Linked DNA regions of Mus musculus: all the other regions are linked to region 1. The links are chromatin loops, found by intact Hi-C in ENCODE. Cell type or tissue: heart. All regions are shown on one strand.

Evidence for each region. A loop is a pair of places that touch in the nucleus more often than their neighbours do. Peaks named below come from ENCODE experiments on the same cell type or tissue, not always from the same donor. Only the 100,000 strongest peaks of a DNase experiment are listed, where the experiment ranks them.
Region 2: a loop joins it to region 1, with 4 times the contacts of the local background. A loop is called at or near these places in 15 of 42 quality-filtered maps.
Region 3: it touches region 1 in a loop (4-fold over the local background); 5 of 42 quality-filtered maps call a loop at or near these places.

Annotation. Positions count from the first base shown.
Region 1 is chr4:63,944,107-63,952,106 of GRCm38, reverse strand. No RefSeq gene overlaps it. Among named protein-coding and RNA genes, the nearest start is that of 8030451A03Rik, 37 kb to the left of the region's middle. In heart, a CTCF peak has its summit at 3,854 (motif pointing right); a DNase peak (open chromatin) is centred at 3,846; H3K27me3 peaks cover 2,650 bases.
Region 2 is chr4:63,619,315-63,627,314 of GRCm38, reverse strand. It overlaps Tex48 (testis expressed 48), which reads left to right and starts at 4,882. Exons shown (of 5, transcript NM_029324.3): 1 at 4,882-4,909. In heart, a CTCF peak has its summit at 4,665 (motif pointing left); no DNase peak of the experiment used is centred here.
Region 3 is chr4:63,748,750-63,756,749 of GRCm38, reverse strand. All of the region lies in intron 3 of Gm42294 (a long non-coding RNA gene), which reads right to left. Among named protein-coding and RNA genes, the nearest start is that of Tnfsf15, 7.7 kb to the right of the region's middle. In heart, a CTCF peak has its summit at 4,004 (motif pointing left); no DNase peak of the experiment used is centred here; H3K27ac peaks cover 417 bases; H3K27me3 peaks cover 1,889 bases.

The DNA of each region.
Region 1 (8,000 bases):
GAAACTTATAGAGGAGAAAGTGGGGAAAAACCTTGAAGATATGGGTACAGGGGAAAAATTCCTCAATAGAACAGCAATGGCTTGTGCTGTACAACCAAGAATCTACAAATGGGACCTCATAAAATTGCAAAGCTTCTGCAAAGCAAAAGACACTGTCAATAATACAAAAAGGCCACCAACAGATTGGGAAAGGATCTTTACCTATCCTAAATCAGGGGACTAATATCCAATATATATAAAGAACTCAAGAAGGTGCACTCCAGAAAATCAAATAGCCCCATTAAAAAATGGGGTTCAGAGCTAAACAAAGAATTCTCACCTGAGGAATACTGAATGGCTGAGAAGCACCTGAAAAAAATGTTCAACATCCTTAATCATCAGGGAAATGCAAATCAAAACAACCCTGAGATTCCACCTCACACTAGTCAGAATGGCTAAGATCAAAAATTCAGGTGACAGCAGATGCTGGCAAGGATGTGGAGAAAGAGGAACACTCCTCCATTGTTGGTGGGATTGCAAGCTTGTACAACCACTCTGGAAATCAGTCTGGCGGTTCCTCAGAAAATTGGATATAGTACTACCGGAGGATCCCGCAATACCTCTCCTGGGCATACATCCAGAAGATGTTCCAACCGGTAAAAAGGACACATGCTCCACTATGTTCATATCAGCCTTGTTTATAATAGCCAGAAGCTGGAAAGAACCCAGATGCCCCTCAACAGAGGAATGGATACAGAAAATGTGGTACCTTTACACAATGGAGTACTACTCAGCTATTAAAAAGAATGAATTTATGAAATTCCTAGGCAAATGGATGGACCTGGAGGGCATCATCCTGAGTGAGGTAACCCAATCACAAAAGAACTCGTACTATATGTACTCACTGATAAGTGGATATTAGCCCAGAATCTTAGAATACTCAAGTTATAAGATACAATTTGCTAAACGCATGAAACTCAAGAAGAACGAAGACCAAAGTGTGGACATTTTGCCCCTTCTTAGAATTGGGAACAAAACACCCATGGAAGGAGTTACAGAGACAAAGTTTGGAACTGTGATAAAAGGATGGACCATCTAGAGACTGCCATATCTGGGGATTCATCCCATAATCAGCTTCCAAATGCTGACACCATTGCATACACTAGCAAGATTTTGCTGAAAGTACCCAGATATGGCTGTCTCTTGAGACTATGCCTGGGCCTGGCAAACACAGAAGTGGATGCTCACAGTCAGCTATTGGATGGATCACAGGGCCCCTAATGGAGGAGCTAGAGAAAGTACCCAAGGAGCTGAAGGGATCTGCAACCCTATACGTGGAACAATAATATGAACTAACCAATACCCCACCCCCACCCCCACCCCGAGCGTGTGTCTCTAGCTGCATATGAATCAGAAGATGGCCTAGTCGGCCATCAGTGGAAAGAGAGGCCCATTGGTCGTGCAAACTTTATATGTCTCAGTACAGGGGAATGCCAGGGCCAAGAAGTGGGAGTGGGTGGGTGGTGGAGTGGGTAGGGAAGCATTGGGGGACTTTTGGGATAGCATTGGAAATGTAAATGAAATAAATACCCAATTAAAAAAAAATTTTTTTAAAAAAAGGAAAGGTTGGGTTATTTTGTCTGATAGATTGGGATCATGGTCCTCCACGGTAGCTGGGGAAGCTATGGGACCGAGTGCAACAGTAGCTAGAAATCAACAGATCACAGCGCATCCACAGGAGACAGGAAGGTAGGTTTTCAGTTTGTTCTCTCCTTGTTTTGACTTGATCCAGGGCAGGATTCCAGCCCGTAGGGTGGAGCTATATACTGTCAGGATACCTTTCACTCCTTCCCTTGATCCTCTCTGGAAACACCCGAGCAGACACATCTAAGGGTGCGCCTCATTAATCCCTAATGGATTTCCTAACCCAGCCAAGCTGACAATGGAAGTGAGCCATCATAGACACAGAGCACATAAGGCTACACGGAGCAACAAGACCCGTCACACAGCCCTCGCTGGTCCAGAAAAGGGATTCCTGACTTCAATGTAGAATTGCTGGAAGGGGAGTATTACGTTCAGACCCTTTTCCCTCAAACCATGTGGTGGTGCTGCGTGGAAGTGGGCTGGAGATAGGATGGAGGAGAGCATACAGGATGCTTCGGGGGTCCATGAGAAGGAAGCTGAGCTCTGGCTGGATGTGCAGATTCAACATGGGGTTGTGTGAGGTCTACAGGTAGCGCTCATAGGTTTGGGACCACAGAGAGCTCCTCCACACCTTACCCCTATTCCAAGCTGCTTATGATAATCACCTGAGATTTATTTTTCTGAACTCGGCTGTTCGTGTCTATTAGGGCAGCCCAATGAGGGATGTGAGAAGCTGAAAAGAGGCTTCATTCACCTGGGAACAGGGTGACAGGAGGGTCCTGAGTGTCAGAATCTTCACTTCTAGGATAGATAAGGAACCCTTTCTTGGTGACTGTGCTGAGTAAGAGGCCTAGTAGTGAGGTCAAGGTGAGACCTGTGCTGGATGACAGGGGTGAAGAGGGTAAGGGACAGAGGTGAAGGTGACTCCACAGACTATGGCTGAGAGTTACTGAAGACACTGCTCCCAGGCCTGGCATAGTTAGCCTTGCTCTCTAAGAAGTGTAATTGTTCACTAGAAAGGTGTGTATCTCACCCATTCATACCCTTCCAGCTCAGGAGCATTGGGGATGCCAGTGTGTGCTGGCAGGCAGGCTTTGTGTTGGTGTCTGGTACCAGCATCTCTTTCCTGGTCCTCCTACCACCCCAAGAAGCCCACAGATGTATCCAGTCTCTAGAAAAGAAGACAAGTGAGGCTCATTTGGGATTTGCCCCAGTCCTACCAGGACCAGAAAGAAAAGCTTAATAATTCACAGAAAATACTCACAGGGTACAGTGGGGGAGTCCAAACTAAGAAGCTCCCATAGACACATGCCACATTTGCCACGACAGGTTGGAAAGATGAGTTTCTCAACAGTGAAATGCCTTCCTCCAAGTTCACTTAGGCCCTAAGTGCCAGAGTCTATGATGCTTACAGACTCCTCTGGCCTGGGTACCTTGGAGAAAGCCCGTACATTGTTTTTCTTCCAATTTTTTATTAGGTATTTACTTCATTTACATTTCAAATACTATCCCGAAAGTACCCTATACCCTACATGTACCCCCACTCCCCTACCCACCCACTCCCACTTCTTGGCCTTGGCATTCCCCTGTACTGGGGCATATAAAGTTTGCAAGACCAAGGGGCCTCTCTTTCCAGTGATGGTCGACTAGGATACATATGCAGCTACATATGCAGCTAGAGACACGAGCTCCGGGGTACTGGTTACTTCATAATGTTGTTCCACCTATAGGGTTGCAGATCCCTTCAGCTCCTTGGGTGCTTTCTCTAGCTCCTCCATTGAGGGCCCTGTGTTTCATCCAATAGCTGACTGTGAGCATCCACTTCTGTGTTTGCCAGGCACTGGCCTAGCCTCACAAAAGATAGCTATATTCCTTTATCCCACTCTACGGTTCTGAATGCTCAGAACACCTCCCATGTACCTATTCCCTCATCTCAGTTCACAGGCTGCAAAACCAGCACAAGCTGGTACTGTGGCGCCCTCTGTAAAACGCTGATAGTCGTGTGGACAGCCTGGTTTGTATCTCACGCTCTCCTATTGCCAAGTCATTTTGGAATACCCACCTAATATTTCTGAATATCTTATAAAATGAAATTTAAGAATGACTATCTTAATGGCAAGGGGCGGGGTGAGGATGATGAGCAGTGATTGTAGAGACAACTCTCCACACAGGTTTCTCGCCCTCAAATCGAAAGATAAGGCAAATGTCTTGGGTAGGTACTTAAAAGAACCAGCAGGTGGCAGCCTCCTCCCATCTTAGGAGGGCAATGACCCCGGGTGTTCCTAATAGAGATGGTTGATGTTATTGGGGTTCTTGGCAAGAGGACTAGACTGGTGATTTGCCGATACCTCTGAGAAAACAATTTCTTCCCCTTCGCATTAACCTTCTCCATGGGAGTCTCCAATACTTCCTAGCGACTTATAAGAAGCCTGATTGGCCATCAATTCTTTCCTAATTCCTTATCTGCTTTTTATCCTAGGGTGGGGACAGGAACATTGCAAGCAAGGAGGTGTTTCTGTCCCAGTGACCAACTACCATTCTGATTTGACATGGGCCCTGGTAATAAACAGCCTCCTCTACAACTTGCTGAGCAACTGGCTCCTTTGTACCCTAAGCCCATTTCTGGTTTCCATCTGTTTGCTCATCCCCTCTTGCTGGTTATAAAGACAACCTGTAATATCCCCCATTGTCCTGGTCTATCTCTAACCTTTTACCAGTGATACTTCTAGTCCTCTTTACTCATTTTGATTCCCAGCATGGAGACAGGTGGGGAAATGTGGGACCAACTTCTCCCCATGGCTCTCACTATGCCTAGTGCTGTTGGCTTTCTCTCTATCAAGCCCTGTTTAGATATTGGCTCTTGCACATCATCTTTATTAACATGAGCAGCAATTGGCATAAAGTCAAGAGCACCTTAGCACCTGCTTCCTGGAGCCAGTCTCCATCCAAAAGCACTATAACGTGTTCTCTTCAATCATATTGTGCTGCTCTGTGGCTCAAATCCTGACACTTGTCTTCTGGTTCAAAGAAAAACTCAACATAACAGTGGCCTTGAAGATGCCTACCTCTCTGTCCTATGATGCTCTGGGGGACTGGCCTCCCACTAAGCCACTCAGGAGGCATGGCCACTGGAAGTCCTTGATCAAAAATGGTTTTTCCAGGCAGACAGTGGTGGCACAGACCTTTAATCCCAGCACTTGGAAAGCAGAGGCATGCAGATCTCTGTGATTTTGATACTAGCCTGGTCTACAGAGTAAGTTCTAGAACAAACAGGGCTACATAGAGAGACTCTATCTTGAGCCCCAACCCTCAATCAAAAAATGTTCTTCCCTTGGCACAGGTATGGCTTATTTTAACTTTGAGTTGTATTCCAGCACCATTATCTCCCTGAGATATTTCCTCCATAACCCTCCCCCCACCTCTCTCTCCATCTCTGTGTCTCTGTGTCTGTCTGTCTGTCTGTCTGTCTGTCTGTCTCTCTCTCTCTCTCTCTCTCTCTCTCTCTCTCTCTCCCTCTCACACACACACACACACACACACACACACACACACACACACACACACACACACCATCCCCAACACTCCTTTTCTTCTACAGCATGCACTTCTACCCTTTTGCTTATTCCTGTGTATTGTCTCTGGAAATCAGTTTCTGACCATGTTTTCTTTACCTCGTCTTCGGCACCAAGAACAAAGCCATCCTAGCATTTCCTAGCTACTACTTATTTGTTCACTGAACACATAAGCAGACCAGGGAGGAGGGCTCAGCAGTCTCATTAGCTCCACTTACTAATGGAGTTTGTGCTCCACTTGCACAAACCGTAACAGCATCAATCATCAATATTAGGAACGCCCAGGATTCCTAACAGAGTGCTGACAGTATCCCGTAACTCCTGTTCATCATTGTACAGCTGAAATAAACAGAAAGTGATCTTGATGCCACACCTATAATCATCATGGATCTGATTTCAGATCATGCTTGCCCTTGCCATGAGCTTAACAAAAGAGAATAGAAGAGTGTGGTTTAGAGAAACAGTCACAGAATTGCTCTATGAGGGCATGTAGAAATAGACTTTTATCCAGAGAATTAGATTGTCCTCCAGTGAACTTAGCAGAAAACTTGGGTTGAGGTGAGGGGCAAATACTATGAATTTCAGTGTTTTTTAAAGACAGAGTACACTACACGCCTAACCAAAGGAAAAGTACTTCTCCCAGGACTCTGTATTCACAGGGTTCCTCAGGAGCACCCTCCCAGTTTCAGAGCAGGGAAGGAACATTTCTTAAGAATCAGAGGGAGAGAAGGCACATCCACTGACCTCTCAAAGCATCACTGATGCTGAAGGTCCTTAAGAGCATGAAGGAAAGGAGAGGGGAGTTTCCCAGGCATGCTGGGGGCAGCTCCAGCATGGCCTCCCTCTCTTGTGTGCTCAGGAGTTGCTCAAAAGGACCAAAGGAGGCCTTGGTTGTCCCCAGAGCCATCGTCTTTGCTCTGTAGATTTTCTTCTCACTAAGGACTTAATAAGTAGCTAGCAGAGGAGAAGAAGAAGAGGCCCTCAGTGTACGAAAAGAGCCTCAGAGTCAGAAAGAGAGTAGAGCCAACTTCAAAGAGGCTGAGGACCATGCTCCACTGGGTGCCTTTCAGATGAGCAGGAGATCCAGGTGTGGACAGATGTGTCAATCCAAAAACCCGAGTGAAGCGCATTAGGTGCCTTCCACTCCATGTGACTGATGAGACCTCAGAGCAGACTGCAGATTCTTGAGTATGTCCATCACTGTGCTTTGATGGAGAGGAGCACTGAATCCCTTCCACGTCTACTGGACCACCACTGTCATGTCTCAAATATCCACTCCCACCACTGCAGCACGCCACGGGTAAAGAATCCTCAATGCCACATCTACCATTAGATGGATAGGCACCCCATTACAAACTCTTCATTAATAAATCAATTTATACTGCCCGGAGGATACTTGGAATTCAGAGGTCACATCAAGCCTTGTAGAAAAGAAGTTTTCACTCTGTTGACAGATGAGGTATTATATCTGCCATCCTTAGAATGAGGTCTATGTAGGCCTCCAGGAGAGTGGAGAGAATAGAAACTACCTCTTGAGAAAATGATCATTGATAAAGAACAGAGATGTGATGTTTGTTTTAAAACAACCTCTGTCATAAACAGAGTAGACTTGCTTGCTGAGTGATAGAGAGAAACAGAATCTAATAATGGATTCCACAAGAAAACAAAATAGGCTAAGGGAGGAAGACTTGGAAAGACCAAAGTCATACCAAGAAAGAGATTCTCATAGCAGCAGCAAGCCCTTGACTTGACATGGCAAGGGCCTCAGGTACTAATGGTAACTAGGTGAACTGCAATCTGCCCTCACCCCCAGCCCTACGGTATCTCCCTTCTAGGCCTCTGACTTGGTTCTCTCTTGCTTCCAAGGTGTTGAAGATGTTTCCTCTCCAGGTTTTCAGTCTCTAGCCTGCATCCCAAGTGCAATGGACTGAGACAAGCATGAAGATTTGAGACACTGGGAAATGTAAGCACTCTTCTTTGGAGAACAAAGGAATTCTGAAAGAGCACGTCCCCAGAGACCACATACACAGGAGCTACCCCTACAAAGTGATGAACCCCAACACCTCTGATTTAATCCATATTCCCACAAATGTGCTTCTTACTGAAAGAAAAAAAAAAGCAGTCAGCCCCAGACATGACGAATGTCTCTGTCTCCTGGGTTGGAATCACTTTTACAAGAAATTATTCTTGGGCAAATTTCTCTGTTACATGAGCCTTTCCAAACCTCACCTAGGAAGCTGCAAGAAACTTGGAACGCAGTCAGAGGCGCGTGCCTATAAAGGAGATCTTTACCATAAAGAGATCGTATCCCTCTCTTCCTTGCCCTAGACACCACATAATCCTTTGTTTTCTCTTCCCCCAAGTAATCCACAGAGTATTCCAGTGGAACTTAAGTCACTCGATGTGCATCTTATAACAGATGCTTTCAATGCTAAGACGAGAGTCTGGGTAAAGTAGGACCCCTGACCATGCAGTCAGGAAACTGCCTCGCCTGCCAGACAGTGAGTGTGTTGGAAACAGGAATTATGTCTTTGAGTCTTTGTGGCAGTCATCACTGTTGAGAAAAGTAGCAGTGCTCATGAGTGAATGGACCATCCGTCTCTTTCAAATCCTGGTTCTACAATGGAACTAGCCATCTACATTTGGTCATGCTCCCTAATGATTTAGGGTTTTCAAACGTTTTCTTTTATAAAACACAAATGATAACTGTCTCATATAACTACAATAAATGCACCGCTGTACCTACAATACAGAGCTGCACCGTAGTAAATGACAAACAGTATCTTGGCTATACTCCCCGCAGCC
Region 2 (8,000 bases), 320 kb after region 1:
ACCTCAAGTTTGTACAAGCACACAGCCCATTTCCGTTCATGTCACAAATATGAACTGACACAATGTGAGGATGGAAAGCAGGTTCCTAGGGAAAGAGTGAGTGTGAGAGAGCAAAGGGAGAGCACAGAGGGCCCTCCTAACTCAACATACGTTCTATGGGTGACACAGGGAATTGTACTTTTGATCAACTTGAAAGCCAATATCGCCAGCACGCGCGCACACACACACACACACACACACACACACACACACACACGAGAACATGTTAACTATGAGATTTACATAAGCTCTGTGGGTCATACCAGTGTTATTTTCCTGCTTCTGATCTTGCAGGAAGGATACAGGAAGAGCTGAGGGGGGGGAGGGTGCCATGGATCTTCTCTATACATTGCTTTGCAAGTTCCTATCGACATCATGCTGTCACAAAATCAAGGGGTTTTATCATTATTGCATTAGTCCGGGAAGGCACGCACAGAAGTCAGAAGATAACTTGTGGGCATGGGCTCTCTCCTTCCACCACGTAGAGCCTGAGAATCTAAGTCAGGTCACCAGGCTTGGAGGCTCGGGAGTCGGGAGTGGGAGGCTCGGAGCAGGAGCCTTTTCCCACTGATCCATCCCACCAAAATAAAGGTTTTCTTTTGTTGTAGTTATTGTTGTTGCTTTGTTTTATTTTTTTTCCAAACCTGAACTTATCCTCATCCAAAATTTGTTCCTCTTTCCAAATTTTCTGATTTCACAGCCACAGATATAAAAGACATGGAGGTGTCGGCTCAGGCTCTGCCTTGTCCCTCACTCACAGGACGATTAATATTATCAACTTATCTGGATTTAGAGTCACCTAAGAGACAAACCTCTAGGCAAGTCTGTGAAGATGGTTCTAAGCTGAGTTAATGAGGTGGAAAGATCCATGGAAAATATGATTGGCACCAATCCATGGGTTCAAATCCTGAACTACATAAAAAGGAGAAAATGGGTTAAGCACCAGCATCTCTCTCTCTCTCTCTCTCTCTCTCTCTCTCTCTCTCTCTCTCTCTCTGTGTGTCTCTCTCTGTCTGTCTCTCTCTCTCTTTCTCCCTCCCTCCCTCCTTCTTAACTGTGGATACCATATGAACAACTGCCTCTATCTCATAACCCATGCCTTCCCCACCATGGTGGGTCAGAGTGTCAAACCATTATAAACCAAAATAAACCTTCCTTTCACTAAATTTATTTTTTCAAGTTCTTGGTCACAGCAATGAGAAAAGTAACTAGCCCTGATCTTAGCATCAAATAATACTGATGCAGCAATGGCAACAACATTCACTGAGTGTGTCTCCTCTCCCGGGAGCTCTATTTACAGGCTTCCAGGACTGGTCTAACTTGTCCCTCAAATCAGCTCTACTAATTATTCCCGCTGTAAACATCAGGAAACTGAAGATCAGAAGGGTTTATGGTTAAGGGCAAAGTCGAACAGTAACTTAAGATAATAAACTTCCTATCCATGTGATCTGTCCCCAGACCTGACTCATCCTAACCCCAGTAACTTAGTTCAAGATTTCACTGCTCACTGCCTGAACCAGACCAATACAGGAAACTTCAGGCTAATCTTCTCACTCCAGACCCAAGGAGAGGGAAACAGCCTTATCAGACATCCTTGAACAGTAAATCACCCCAAACAGAAGGCAAAGTCTTAGTTCCCAGGCATAAAGGGATTTCCCCCCCCCCATCAGTATTTTCACCAACTTGAATATATAAAGTGTAGTGCATGAATCATGAAGTACCTGCTTACAAGGATTCAAAGACTGTCCGCATTTACAGCTCCATGTTGAATGAAACTATTTGGAAACGTGACTCTCCTTACTCTCTGTGTCCTCAAACAATCTCACTCAACTGCTTCATGAGCTCTTTAAGATCAGTGTTCACAATTTCCGCAAACAGGGATTTCCAAGAGTAAGCTATCTTCAAGTCTGACTCTTGGGGAATCCTGGTTGTAAGCTCATGTTTAATGCTGTTCATGCAAGGTTCATCTAAAGGATGCCTCCATGACAACGGGGAAATTAAGGATCCTCTGAAAACCATTTGGACAAGTGTTCAAGGTAGCAAGAGGCGATACAGGGGTTGGAGAGGGTTAAGCAATAATGAGGGCAAAGAGGTGTGGAGAAGGGGAGAGGGTGTTGGGAGAGTGGATAGCAGAAACTTGGGAAGAAAACATGGGTCCACTTTGAGAACCAACTTCTTTGTGACTGGATTTGAGAAAATTCATACCCAGTACTCTAAACATAACCAGAAGTCCATGCCTGGGGAAGTGACAAGGCTTAGGGAAGACCCTAGTGCCGTTGATTTACTCAGCAGATGTGCTGTCAAACTGCCTTCTGAATATTTATATTGATGCCTACTGACTATTGTTGCTCTGAACCTTAGCCAGGGAAACTTCTTGTTGTGTAATAATTAATGCAGAGGCTCATATTACATCAAAATGCTCAGAATACAGGAAGACTGAGTTCTGAACCCTGTATAAGACATCTGTATCACCCATCCCAAGGCTAGGGGAAGGAACATCATGGGAAGAGGAGGAAAGGTTAAGTTTCAGATAGTGGATATAGCACTATAAAATGTTGTCTGCTGGACAGGATACATTCATTCACTCATAAACTCACGGGAACTGTGGTTATCTGTACAAGGCCCTTGACATTCTGTCACGGATGAGGAAGAGGCTCCAGAGGCACTCCCTGAGCAGCCATTGGCAGTGAACGGCTACCAAGGATGGAGGAGCCATTTTCTTCAATGCAATAGCCACTTGTTAATAAATAACCCCCAATCCATGCTCATAGAAACAGCCTTAATCAAACTCAGTAAGTCACAAAAACGAAAAAGAAAGAGGTGAAGGGAAAGCCATGAAAGCAGGATGGGGACTCTGAGAGGGAAGGGGGTCCTTATGAGTAGGATGATAATGAGGGGTAGATGTGATCAAGAATCCATTATGTGCATTATCAAATAACAAGAATAAAATAAAAATATAAAACTATTCTGTAAGCCAATGGGTTTCAATACTGTCTGAAAATTTTTCAAACCTACTAGTGCCTGGATTCTACCTTCCCAACACACACACACACACACAGAGAGAGAGAGAGAGAGAGAGAGAGAGAGAGAGAGAGAGATCTTCTGAGCTGGGAGCTAGAACTGGCATTTTCTAAAGCTTCTTTGAGCATTTCAGAAGCAGCCTAGAGTTGAGAGCCATCATGTGGGTACATCATGTGATTCCCACATTGTAATTCAGCACCTTTTTTAGTGTATAAGTGTTTGCATGTAGAGTCCAGCGGACACCAGGCATCCTCAGCGTCATCTTCAGGAACAGCATCTACCTAGCTTTCATTATCATTATCGTTGCTGTTTGTTTTCATTTGATTACCTCTTTTGAGTCAGGGTCTCACTAGGTAGACCAGGCTGGCCTTGAACACAAAGATTCCCCTGCCTCTCAGAGTCCTAGGGTTAAAGGCATGTGCCATTATATTCAGTTTATCATTACATTTGAGACAAGGTCTCTACTGGCCTGGAGCACACCAATTAGGCTAGACTAATCAGCCAGCAAGCTCTTTCTTCACTTCCAGTACTGGGATTAAAAAATGCACAACCACACCCAGAATTCTTTTCAAAGTAAATCGACTTACTTTGGGTTAAAAAGTTCCAATACTAAGGGTTTTTTTCTAGGCAACAAATGACTGTTGAGGGAGAATTAGCCTCCCCTAGAGAAGAGCCCTTAACTGTTTATCCAACGCAAGATGGTCAGCCCTAAAACCATATGTACACAAACAGCAAAAAAAGAATAGACTCAGCATATAGTATGTATATATTTGTGCATGCCTACACATATAGCAACATATTGCATAAGTCCTAGGAATTGAACCCAGATCCTCATGCATGCACAGCAGGCATTTTATCAACTGAGCCATCTTACCAGCCCCAACTTAATACATCCTGATTACACAAAGAAATCACCAGGAAAGCTTTGAAACCATACTGGTACCCAGTGTCTAGAGTCCCTGAGATTCTGACTTGTTTAGGAATGGACCCCAGACAGTCCAAGTTTCAACAACAGTACAAGGGAAGATGATTGGCAGCCAGACCCGAGACTCTTCAGTGCTCCTATGAAGAAGCAGTGAGTGCTACTTGCCACTGGTACTTTTAAAGTTGCTTAACCCCCATCACCCACCAGCACATAAGTCCAGCACTGACTTCCATTTGTTTCCATCTTCTGTTATACCATGACCTCTACATGCATCCAAAGACAATGCTGATAGAGGGGTTTCACCTAACGTGACTCCCCCAAATAGCACCAAGATGTTCCAAGTGGGGAACTGAAAGCCCACCCCATAGGGTGAGGAAATTTCTAGGAATCCATCAGGAATCAATTCCTCTTTTTCTGGAAGATGGGTTGGGAAGAAATGTCACTTGTTTTTACACATTGCCACCACTCCCCTTCTGTGGAGTTGTTACTACAGCATCCAGGCACCTGCCCAGTGCTTACAACTCTGATGTCATTTCATCCTGGAAATACATGGAGGACACATAACTATTATTCCTATTTTACAGAAGGACAGCTGAGGCATAAAGTCCATCTCCCTGAGGTTAATAGCCAGATACATTAGGAGACAGACCCTGCCCCATGCTTTCTCGTGTAGTGCTGTAGCGCCCCCTTCTGGCCTGACACCCTCAAAGTATTCCACACAGACAGAAGAACTTGGATTTCTGTTGCTCTGAGGGACAGCAATGGTGGACAGCTTGGCATCACACACAGAAAGATGGATCATGATAGGAAGGGTCAGCAGGTCACAATAGCCTCTTTCCTCCCCGCCTTATGGTCTAGTCCAAAAGCCGGGTCACTAACGTTCTCTGTGACATCACAGCCTCCTTTCCTCTCTGCCAGCAACAAGTAAGTGGGGCTCAAAGGTAAGGCCTAAGGGTGGGAGGGGTGACATTCCCTGCACCAAAGGGATGGCAGTGTCCCCACACTGGTGGAGACCTATTCATTTGCTACCAGCATCAGACACAATCCTTCCTTGGCCTCTACCCTCAGTTTCTCTCTGCCTACCACATCCCCACAACAGTGATGAATGACCCTAAGTGACTCCTCCAGCTCTAGAATCCTGCCTGCTTCACCTTAGTGACCTTGCTTCACCTGGTCAGCATGTTCTGAAGTCTCCGGAGACCTGAAACTTAAATAGGACAGGACAAACCAAGAGCCTCTTCTTTGACTCTTGTCCCCATCTAGAGATGGGTCATAGTACTGCATGAAAGTCTCCGCCCTCCTCCACTTCAACACCAGCATCTCTTACATTCTGAGGCTTCACAGCATGCCAGAAAGCTGTGCAGGCCACTTTCCATTGCTCTGAGTCTTCACATGCCACTTTGCTTTGCTTTGCTTTGCTTTGCTTTGCTTTGCTTTGCTTTGCTTTGCTTTGCTTTGCTTTGCTTTGGGATTTCCAGGTTACAGATCAAAGAGCTGAGGTTTTAAGACGCTATATATTATTTTTCTATGAAATAATCATAAAGAGTTATACCCCAAGGGATTAGGGATGTAGCTCTGTTGGTAGAAGGCTTGCTTGGCCTGTATGAAGACCCAGGCTCCATCCCCAGTACCACATAAACTAGGGATGGTGGCCTCCACCTTTAATGCAAGCACTTGGGTGGTAGAAGTAGGAGGTTCAGAAATTTGGGGTCATTCTTGCAATATGGAGTCCAAGGCCAGCCTGAGCTACATAAGACCCTGCCTCAGAAAAATATTTACTTTCCAGATAATGCTCTTGTGAGTTGCCGGTTTCCCTAAAAGATTTCCCAATTCTGGAGAGTAGGCAATTTACAACTGCCTATCATCAGGATTTCCAGGTAAAGATATGAAGAGCACAGCAGCCTTCATAGAACCCCATTCCAAGTTCCTGAAGCACAGCCAGTGGCTGTGATCTCCAAGGCCTATAGCTAAAAGGGACAAGGGCACAATGCAGTGTACGTTTAAGGGAGAGGGAGTTTGAGTACTTGTGTTTTCTTGTATGTGCATAAGCTATTTGGAGGAAAGGTTCCTGTTTGACATGTGGCACAGAAATGGAGTTTGTTTCCAGTTAAATGGAGAGCTGTGTTTTCACCACAGATAGAAGAGAGCTTTATAGCCAGTGCATAAGGGTCTGGGGAGGCACTAAGGCTACCTACCAACTGCTAGGATTCCAGAGACAAGAGGCACTTGGGCATCTAGGACCTTCTAGTATGAGATGACAACAGTGTGCAACTCTTCCATCATATTGGCCAGTAGCACTTTCATTAATAGATGACTTGTGATAATCTGTTAGCATCTTCCCAGGGAAGTAGGTCTGTGCCTAGGATTTGTGGATACCCTTTTCCCCTCTCTGTGTTACCTCCCCCTGCTCCCTCAATCCTAGTTGTAGGAAGACCCTCTAAGCTTGTCCAAATCTTTACCACTGACACCAGCTATCCTTGAATCTTTCCACTCACAAAAATGAGGTTTCTGGCTGCAGCACTGTTTCTTCTCAGCTTTGATTTTCAGTCTCTTGCTGTGCCATGTGTTGGACCGGAGGTGCCTAAAAAGCACTTGACTCTAAACAAGCATATGCTGAGTGAATGACAGGGAACAAACCATGGCTTCAATATCTTAAGAACTGGAAAACCTGCAAACACAGCAATCAAGAAGCTGAGGCAAGCCGGGTGGTAATGTGATAATGGTGTACACCTTCCTTTAATCCCAGTACTCAAAGGCAGAGGCAGGCAAATTTCTGGGTTGGAGGCCAGCCTGGTCTACAGAGATTTCCAGGACAGAAACCCTATCTCAAAAATAAAAAATAATTTTAAAAAAAGGAAACAAAAAACTCAGAGATGGAGGAGGAAGAGAAGGAGGAGGAGGAGGAAAAAGAAGGAAGAAGGAAGAGAGAGAGAGAAAAGAAAGAGAGAAAGAAAGAAAGAAAGAAAGAAAGAAAGAAAGAAAGAAAGAAAGAAAGGAAGGAAGGAAGGAAGGAAGGAAGGAAGGAAGGAAGGAAGGAAGGAAGGAAGGAAGAAGCAGAAATAATCCAGGTCAGCCTAGGCTATATAAGAAGACTTGAAGAAAAAGGAGGAGGATGAAGAGGAGGAGGAGGAGGACGAGGAGGAGGAGGAGGCTACCTACTCCTTTAGCTGAGATCTAGGTTGACTTCACCTGTAAGGATACAATGTGAAGTATTGGTAATAGGCACCCTAGTTAGCCGAAACATACAAACACATTCTATAATACAACCCATAACTGCCAAGCTTACTCAGTTATACATCGGGGTGTGGGCTGTGTGATTGTGTCAGTTACAGTGAAAGAAAATGATCTAGATGGTCAAGGTCTCTAGTCCTTCAAACTGTGGAAGAGGACACAGCCTACCATAGGTACCAGGGAGTCAACCACTTAAAATCACCTAAGTATTTGTTGCACAGAACGATAAACCCCTGACGGCACTGGGAAGACTGGTGCCCAACCTAACAGCAAGCCTCCTTAAGTAATCATTTCTACTACCCCCATATGACAGACAGACACAGGCTATTAGTTTCCAGAAGAGTAGGAAAGCACAATGGTGCCATACAAATGCCTAGTCTCTAGAATCCCTAGGATTCTGACTTACCTAGGAATGAACCCCAGACAGTCTGAGTTTTGACAATGGTGCAAGATTTATTTTTTCCTGCAACTTCTATGTCTTAGTCAGTGTTCTATTGCTGTGAAAAGACACCATGACCTCAGAAATTTGCATAAAGAAAAGCATTTAATTGGGGCTGTCTTATGCTTCAGAAGTTTAGTCCATTATTTTCTTGGTGGAAAGCATGGAATGGCAGCACTCAGGCAGACAAGGGAACACAGGCAGATAAAGTGCTGGAGAGGTAGCTGAAAGGTCTACATCGGGATCCTCAGACAGCAAGAAGAGAAAGACACTGGGCCTGACTTGAGCATTTGAAGTCTCAAAGCCCACCCCTAGTGACACACTTCCTAGAACAAGGCCACACCT
Region 3 (8,000 bases), 200 kb after region 1:
GGAACACTCCTGAAGGGATAAAATTCAGTAAGTAAGCTAGATTCGCTAAAATAAGCTTTTCCTACTCTATAGCATAGGTGATGAAACACGCAGACATAGAGTAAAAGAAGTTAGGCATTAGTATTTGATACTCTTAAAAAGACTGACTCAGATATTTTCTGTTTGTCAGGAATGCTTTCAAACAGCAACCACTGCCAGCTTGAAAGCAGGCTGTCATATAATATATGTGTTTGCTTTGGAGGAGGCATTCTCTAGATTCTTTGAATTGGAGTTATAGGGCTGATAAGAAGAAGAAGAAAATCTGTTCTGTTTGTGGTTTCTATTATGTCAGAACTTGTAACCCTGGACATGTAATGAAAAGTCATGCATCTATTCTGTACCACTTGGACAATCCTTAGTCTGTCTTTGTTCTGTGAAACTTGTGTAAGGGAAGAAGCAACTGGTTGATAATGAGTCAGAGCAGCAGAAATGGCTGCTACTCAGAGCCACAGGCGCACTCTGGCTGTTACTTGGAGCCACAGGTGCAGCCTGGTTGCTAGGAAGTCAGCTTAGAGATTTCCCCTGACCATGGCACCTGGCTCAAAACCTCCCCCTTGCTGACTCCTCGTCCACTCTATGGGCCACCCTGTCAGCAAACTCCCTCCAACTGCCCCCTCCATGCTGGAGAAACCCTTCCCCAAGGCCCTGGTACACAGGCTTGCCATTCAGCCACTCAGGATTATTAGTAAGATGAAAAGCTAGGAAGTATTTGTGTATGCTCCAGTGTTTTCCATGGACAAGACATTGGAACCTGAGGACCTGTATGCTTCGGGATGAAGTTCTCAGCCACAAGTTTCTCTGTAGAGCAGTGGCTCTCAACCTCCCTAATTCTGTGGCCTTTTATATAGTTCTCCATGTTGTGGTGACATAAAATTATTCTCATTGCTACTTCATAATCGTAATTTTGCTCCTGTTATGAATCATAATGTAAATATCTGTATTTTCCGATGGTCTTAGGTGAACCCTGTGAAAGGGTTAGGCAACCCCCAAAGGGTTGAGACCCATAGGTTGAGAACCTCTGCTGTAAATGGCCATTATAGTGTATGAAGTCACCAGCCTGGCACATGAATTCTGGAATGATTCTGTGAAAGGAGTAGCTCTTATGGGCAAATTTTCTCTGGTACTCAGAGACACAGCCCAAGAACTTGCCATGAGTAGGGATTTAGAAGAATATGGTAAGGTTGACCATGGTTAACAATAAGCAGCAACAGGGACAGTAGCGTCTGCACTGAGTGACTGCAAAATGTTTATAAAACTCCAAGTATTTGTGTAAGTATAGAAATCAAATATTTACTCTCAGTAAAACATTTGTGTGCTGACAAGATGGATGGGTTTGCTTATTTTTACATACATCATTAGATCTCAGCTGAATGTTTGACACTGCATGGCGGGATGCATCTCCAACACTTTTCAGTGTTGATTGACATCTTGACTTTATGACTGTCAATGCTGAGCAGGTCATTTCACCTAAATATCTAGCTCAGCCCAACAGAAGCACGTTGACGGTCACTTCAGAAGACGCCCGAAATTATATCCGAATCCTGAGCCAAATTCACTGAATGATTTTTTTTTATGAAATTCATCGGCAACTTTAACAGTGATTTTTTTTTGTTAGAGTCAAACACTCTAATACAACATAACAGATTACCAATCTGAAACGTACAAGCTGAAGACTAACAGCAGGGAGCTATTGAATGGCTGTTTCCTCTAACTAAGTCGCTTTGCTTCTGTCAGAGCAGGAAGCTTTTGTGGATGCACAAAAAGGACAACGTAACTCATCACATGCAGTAGACTCGCCTTGGAGCTGAGGTGCTACAGGCAGGGTTCACTGGAGCTCTACGTCGTGATGGTATGCACAGGGCAAAGTGCGCATGTGTTCAGAACCAAGTCTGCAGGGTTGCTAGAAAATCTGTCACGGTCCACCAAGCTCAGTTGCCTGACTCTGGATGGAGTTGCAACCAACAGTTTTAGAAGCAGTACAGCTATGCAGGTGGCTCAGTGAGAGGAGCGCCTGCTGTACCAAATGAGGACCTGCATTAGTGCCCCAGAGCCTACATAAAAGCTGGCTGTGGTGTGTATGTCTGCAACCCCAGCCCTGGCGGAGGAGAGACATGTTGACCCTTGGAGCTCAATAGCCAGCCACTCTAGCCAATTGGTGATCTCCAGATTCATTAATAGACTATCTTCTGAGAGAGACAGAGAGAGAGAGAGACAGAGAGAGAGAGAGACAGAGAGAGAGAGAGATAGAGAGAGAGAGAGAGAATAAATTTTTCCTAAAAAGAAGCTGTGCAGTAAGAGGAGGAGGGAGTGGAGAGTCAGCTAGTGAGACACACCAGAGAATATGAGTTAAAAAGGCAATGCACGGCTGCTTTAATGTGTTTTCTAATATCAAAATCAATGAGAACAATCACTTTATGGCCAGGCCTCTGAGGTCCATAATAGAAATCTACTGATCAGAAAAAAAAACAAAAAACAAAAAACAAGTGTTCCCTGACATGGTATGAAAATCAAACTTTTATCATTTAAAGCACATTGGGAGGTTGTCTACTGCGGCAATCAGCAAATGAACCCTTGCCCTTTATTTTCTCCCACATTAAACAGACTCTGGGGGTGCTCGGGGAGTGACAGCCCTGTGCTCAGAGTGCTAGATTTCCTCATAGGTTGCTCAGATGTAGGCAGGCACAGGCAGGCAGCTCAGTCCAAGGGAGGGGGTTCTGAGGATGAGGAGCCAACAGAAAACATCAGGGTCTCTCTGTTGTGGCCTTTGACCCAGAGGAATCTGCATCATGGAGTAACCTGAGTCCTCCCTCAGAAAATTAGCACAGAAAAAAAAGCCATTTTAAACACATTACTATGAAGAGGCCACCCAAATCTCTACCCTTGTGGATAGGATCAGTACCCTTAGAGAGGATTCCCTTCTATAACTGATAAGGCTGATTTTTTTTTTTTTGAGGATGCAGCATGATTGCATCTTTGAAGGAGGGAGTGAACCCTTACCAGGGATCAAATCTGCTGTTTCCTTGGTCTTGGGCTTCCCAACACCCATGACAATGACCAACACACTTACAAACTACTTAGACCATGGAATTCTGCTGTAGCAACACAAATGACTGAGAGGAGGCGAAAGCCTAGAGCTGTAAGAGTGGGCCGCATCTTAAGCCATGAGCCCATCCTGCTGAGGAGGCCAGTGTGTCATCCCTCAAGAGTTCTTACTGTGTTCTCTAGTTACCGTGACTATACAGTGACCACAGGCATCACCACCTCCTGTGTCCTGTCGCTCTCCGCCCATCTCTGTCTCTGACTTCCACGCATCCCTGAATCTCTGCTTCATTATCCTAGTTGTGTGTGCCACTGTGCTTGAATTTCTTGTCTGCTCCCTCCCCTCCCCCTCATTCCCCCTCACACACACTGCCTCCAGCAATGTGCCAGCACTTGTGGGCTTTTATGAAACCTGGCTCTGGGCGAACCAGTCCTTTGACTCTGTCGATATTAAGCTAACTGACATGTTCACTTACGTCTTAAGTTTCTGATTAGGTAGTCTGCTTAGCCTGCATTGAATCACTTCCTTTCCCTCTGATAGTGGAGCTGTTCCCTAACAGTTACTCATCCCCAGCCCCAACTGCTCATCACTTGCACTCCTCGTCGCTGCTCCGAATTCCAAAGCTGTTGAATTTGGCATGTGTTCTAACATTTCCTTCCACGAAACCCCAGTTTCATGTCCTGTTACAGAAGCATTCCACAGAAAGGCTATGATAAACTTGCGACCCTCGGGAACTTTCATGGTTATGAAGACTGAACCGCTGACAGATTCCAGACAGGCTGCCCATAAACACAATGCATCATCTACCCTTTCTACAGGAGCTGCCCACTCTCCTCTGCTGCCTCACTGCCTGCCCATCCCCCACACCCTGCCCTGCGTGGAGCCCTGTCTTGTTTCTCTAACTACTCTGACCTCTGCTGGCCGAAGCTTCCAGAAGAAACTGAGCAGAGATGCAGCACCCTGGGAGCCAGGGTCAAGCTGGAGCCTTGTACTCTGCCACTCACTTCGGTGATTCTCAGCAAGCAGCCTCACCTTTCTGGCTCTGTTTCCTGCTCCTCGATGTTGGAGTTAACCACGCCTACCTACCAAGGTTGAGATGGAATCAAGAAAGATCATGTAGATACAGATTGTTTGGGCTGAGGGAATAGCTCAGTTGGGAAAGTGCCTTAAGACCAAGAAGACCTCCCAAGTTCAATCCCTCAGAAGCTATAGGGAGAGATAAAGACAGGAGGACCCCTGGAGCTCCATGGCCAGCTAGCATAGCCTACTTGGAAAGCCCTCAGGTCACTGAGAGACTGTCCAATGAACAAGGTAAAGAACAGTGCCTGGGGGATGACATGAGAGGTTGCCTTTGGCCTCCATTCACAGGCATGCACTTGTGCACACCCATGTGCATAGTGTGCACATACACATGGTGCTGAGAACCATCCACAATATGGGCAATGATGCTGAGGCATTTCTTCTTGTCCTCTCTCTTTCCTGGGCTAACCAACATCAAGTCTCCGGCAGTGTTCTAACTAATAACTAATTACCACAAGAGTGGCATATTGACTCTCGGCAGCAAGATCCAAGTGTCATCACGCATGCCCTTCTGGATATTATTTACTTTTAACATCCCCACGCCACCACTAATAATAGCCCTCGGTTCCCTACACCATCCATGAAATCTACCAGAAAACCCAAACCCACTCCCTCCTGTTTGAACTGTCTTAAATCCTTTCGACCTGTGATAACCTGCCTCAACCGTGATGTGCACTCACTGGGCCCTGGCTACATTTAGTGTTCCCTCAAGCAGTTATATCCTGAATTTGAAACATTGATCAGTTTCAAATTCCTATCTGCTGCCTGTGGGATGTTTGCAGGCTAGCGGGCAAGATTGCTGTGCAAACACGCCATGACACTGCTGTGTGATAAGACATCTGCAATTGAAGAATGGGCTGGACGCATTCGGAAGCATGCGTGAGTTTGGAATCTTTGCAGGGCTGCCAGGGTGGATGCATGAGTGGAAGAAGGACTACAAGAAGCATGCCAATACGCTTGTGGGAAAGCCCAGGAAACCTCGACCTTACACAAAGTACTGCAAGCATCTAAGAATGCTCAGAGTGGGAGAAATAGTCTTCCGCAGGGAAGAACACGCCAACTGGTTAGCCAATAGCAAATGTCCAGCCCTGAGAACACCCACACCAGTAACAATCTACAGACTGAGCAGGTTCGATTTACATATTTATGGGTAGAAACATGGAAATATACATAACAGCAATTAATGAAGAAGAGGTCATGAATTTGAAAAAGAACAAGGAAGGTATGTGGAAGGCTTTGGAGGTAATGAAAGGGGACGGGAAATGATATAATTATATTGTAATCTCAAAAAATAAAGTAAATATTTTTTTTAATTAATCAATCCCAAATCAAGAAGCAACAGGAAACCATCTGCTGACAGTCTCATTGTTCATGGTGCACGATGGGAAACTCTCTACAGTACACTCTGGGGAAAGAGGTCCTCCCAAACTAGGATGCTAAAGGGCTAGGCAAAGATGGTGGGGAAACCAAAGTCTGAGCAGAGGAAGGACAGGGGGAGTCCCAGAAGCCCTGGACATTATGCCAAAGCACCCTTCACAGGCACAGAATTCAGGTCCCAATTCCACATGGTGGGGAAATGTGGAGCCTGGAGAGTGGAAATGATTTGGACCACTTCTGCAGTCAATGAATTTCCTCTCAAAGTCTTGCCTTTGAAGCAGCAGGCCTCTAGGAGCAGTGTGATATATTTCTAAATGAAACTGACACAGGCTTAAACTTGAGCTGCAATGTGCCTTTCGGTGGCTTCCATTGACTGACCCAGCTAACACCCACCACCAGAACCTTCATTGAGAGATGCCACCAACAATAACAGCCCTAGTTCTGTGATATGCCATCTTTATTCTCAATATAGCTTATACACTAAGAAAATCCGGGTAGCCGGGGAAGGTGGGTTGGTATTCAAATTGGTTTAAGTGAAGAGGGAACCCTGCCCTGAAACCTTTTCCTCTGTCCACCTTTGTAAGAAGAGACAGACACTCTATTCCAAAATATTTCCTAATTCCATTCTTCCCTGAGACCTTCCTGTTGTTAACACTTTATCTGAAATGCCAGCACGCTTCTCCCAGATGATCAGAAAAATGTCCCAGCTTGTCTCCCTGCCTGTCCATTCCCCTTAGGCTGTAACCAGCAAGGTTACATTAGCTAGCAAGGTCTTCTCATAATAAAATCAAAACCTGACAAGGTCTGTGCCCTGTGCCTTCAAAGACACATACCTCACTGGAAGGAAAACTAAGTCTTAGCTTTCCCAAGAGGCCCTATATGGTCAGCAGCCTCTATTGCCATCCAACCCTGCCACCTTGTTCTCACCTCTACTTCATCTAAAGACCTTGATTTTTGTCCTCTTTGCACACCCATGCCTTCTTTACAACCAGAAACTCTCTTCACCAAGCTGCCCACAGCCTTCCTGGCTCCTATAGGTTGTGGATTCTCTATCTCCTCTCAAAGAGGCTTAGGCTTTTCTCTTTTTGCAATTAATGTTGTTAGTTGGTGTACAGAACAGTAAGTTTCTTGGGGACATTTCCGCACAAACATGTCGTCGTATTTTCTCCATGTTTGCTCTCAAGATGCATGCCCCCCCCCATTCTTCCTCCTCCCCACTTCTTGGTCTCCTCCTGATGATTGGTGATCTCTCTCTCTCTCTCTCTCTCTCTCTCTCTCTCTCTCTCTCTCTCTCTCTCTCCTCTCCTCTCCTCTCCTCTCCTCTCTTCCCCTACCCTCCCTCAATTCCCTCCCCTCCCCTCTCCTCTTCCGCTCTCCCCCTCCCTCTCCCCCTGCCCCCTCTCTTCCTCCTCTCCCTCCTCCCCCCTCCTCCTCCCCTTCCTCTCTCTCTTCCCTCTCCTCTCTCTCTCTCCCCTCTCTCCTCTCTCTCCCCTCTCTCCTCTCTCTCTCCCCCTCCTCTCTCTCTCCCTCCTCCTCTCTTTCTCCCCCTCCTCTCTCTCTCCCCCTTCTCTCTCTCCCCTCCTCTCTCTCCCCCTCTCCTCTCTCTCTCCCCCCTCCTCTCTCCCCTCCTCTCCCCTCTTCTTCTTCTTCTTCTTCTTCTTCTTCTTCTTCTTCTTCTTCTTCTTCTTCTTCTTCTTCTTCTTCTTCTTCTCCTCCTTCTCCCTCTTCTCCTCCTTCTCCTCCTTCTCCTTCTCCTTCTATCTCTCTCTCTGTCTCTCTCCTCTTCTTTTTCTTCTTCTTCTTCATCTTCTTCTTCCCCTCTCTCCCCTCTCTCTCTTCCTTCTTTCTTTCCTTCCTTCCTTCCATCCTGCTTACTGCCCCCCTCCCACTCACCCCCTTCCACAATCCTCCCCTCCAGCCCTCCTCCTTTTCTCCTCTGACCAGATGCCTTTCCCAGGTATTCCCCCTCTAACCTGGCACATCAAGTCTCTTCAGGACTAGGCATGCAGTGGTGGTCTTTCTAATCACCATCTTTTACATACATACACACACACACACACACACACACACACACACACACACACACTTGTCTAGTTTAATTTCTAAACTGCTGATCAGCATTCCATGTATTCTTTTCAGAAGTGAACAATTCCCACATTTTGAACTGTTGACCATTCAGGGACAGGTGAAGTCTCCCTGCATCTTACAGCACCCTGCTCCAGACAAGCAGCCCCTCAACTGCAGCCCCCATGTTCTCCCTGCTATCTTACTGTGAATCAGTGAGCAGCCTTCTTGATTACCAGGTTACCACCACAATGTCATCACGCTTGCAATAAAGTAGCCCTCATTCTATTTGAGAGGTTTCAGAGTGAGCCAGATGTGCTGCTAGCAATCCTTATTAGACTCGATTGTTGCAATTGCTCTCTTTTATAGTCAGTTATTGCAGTGATTTGCTTACTCTATT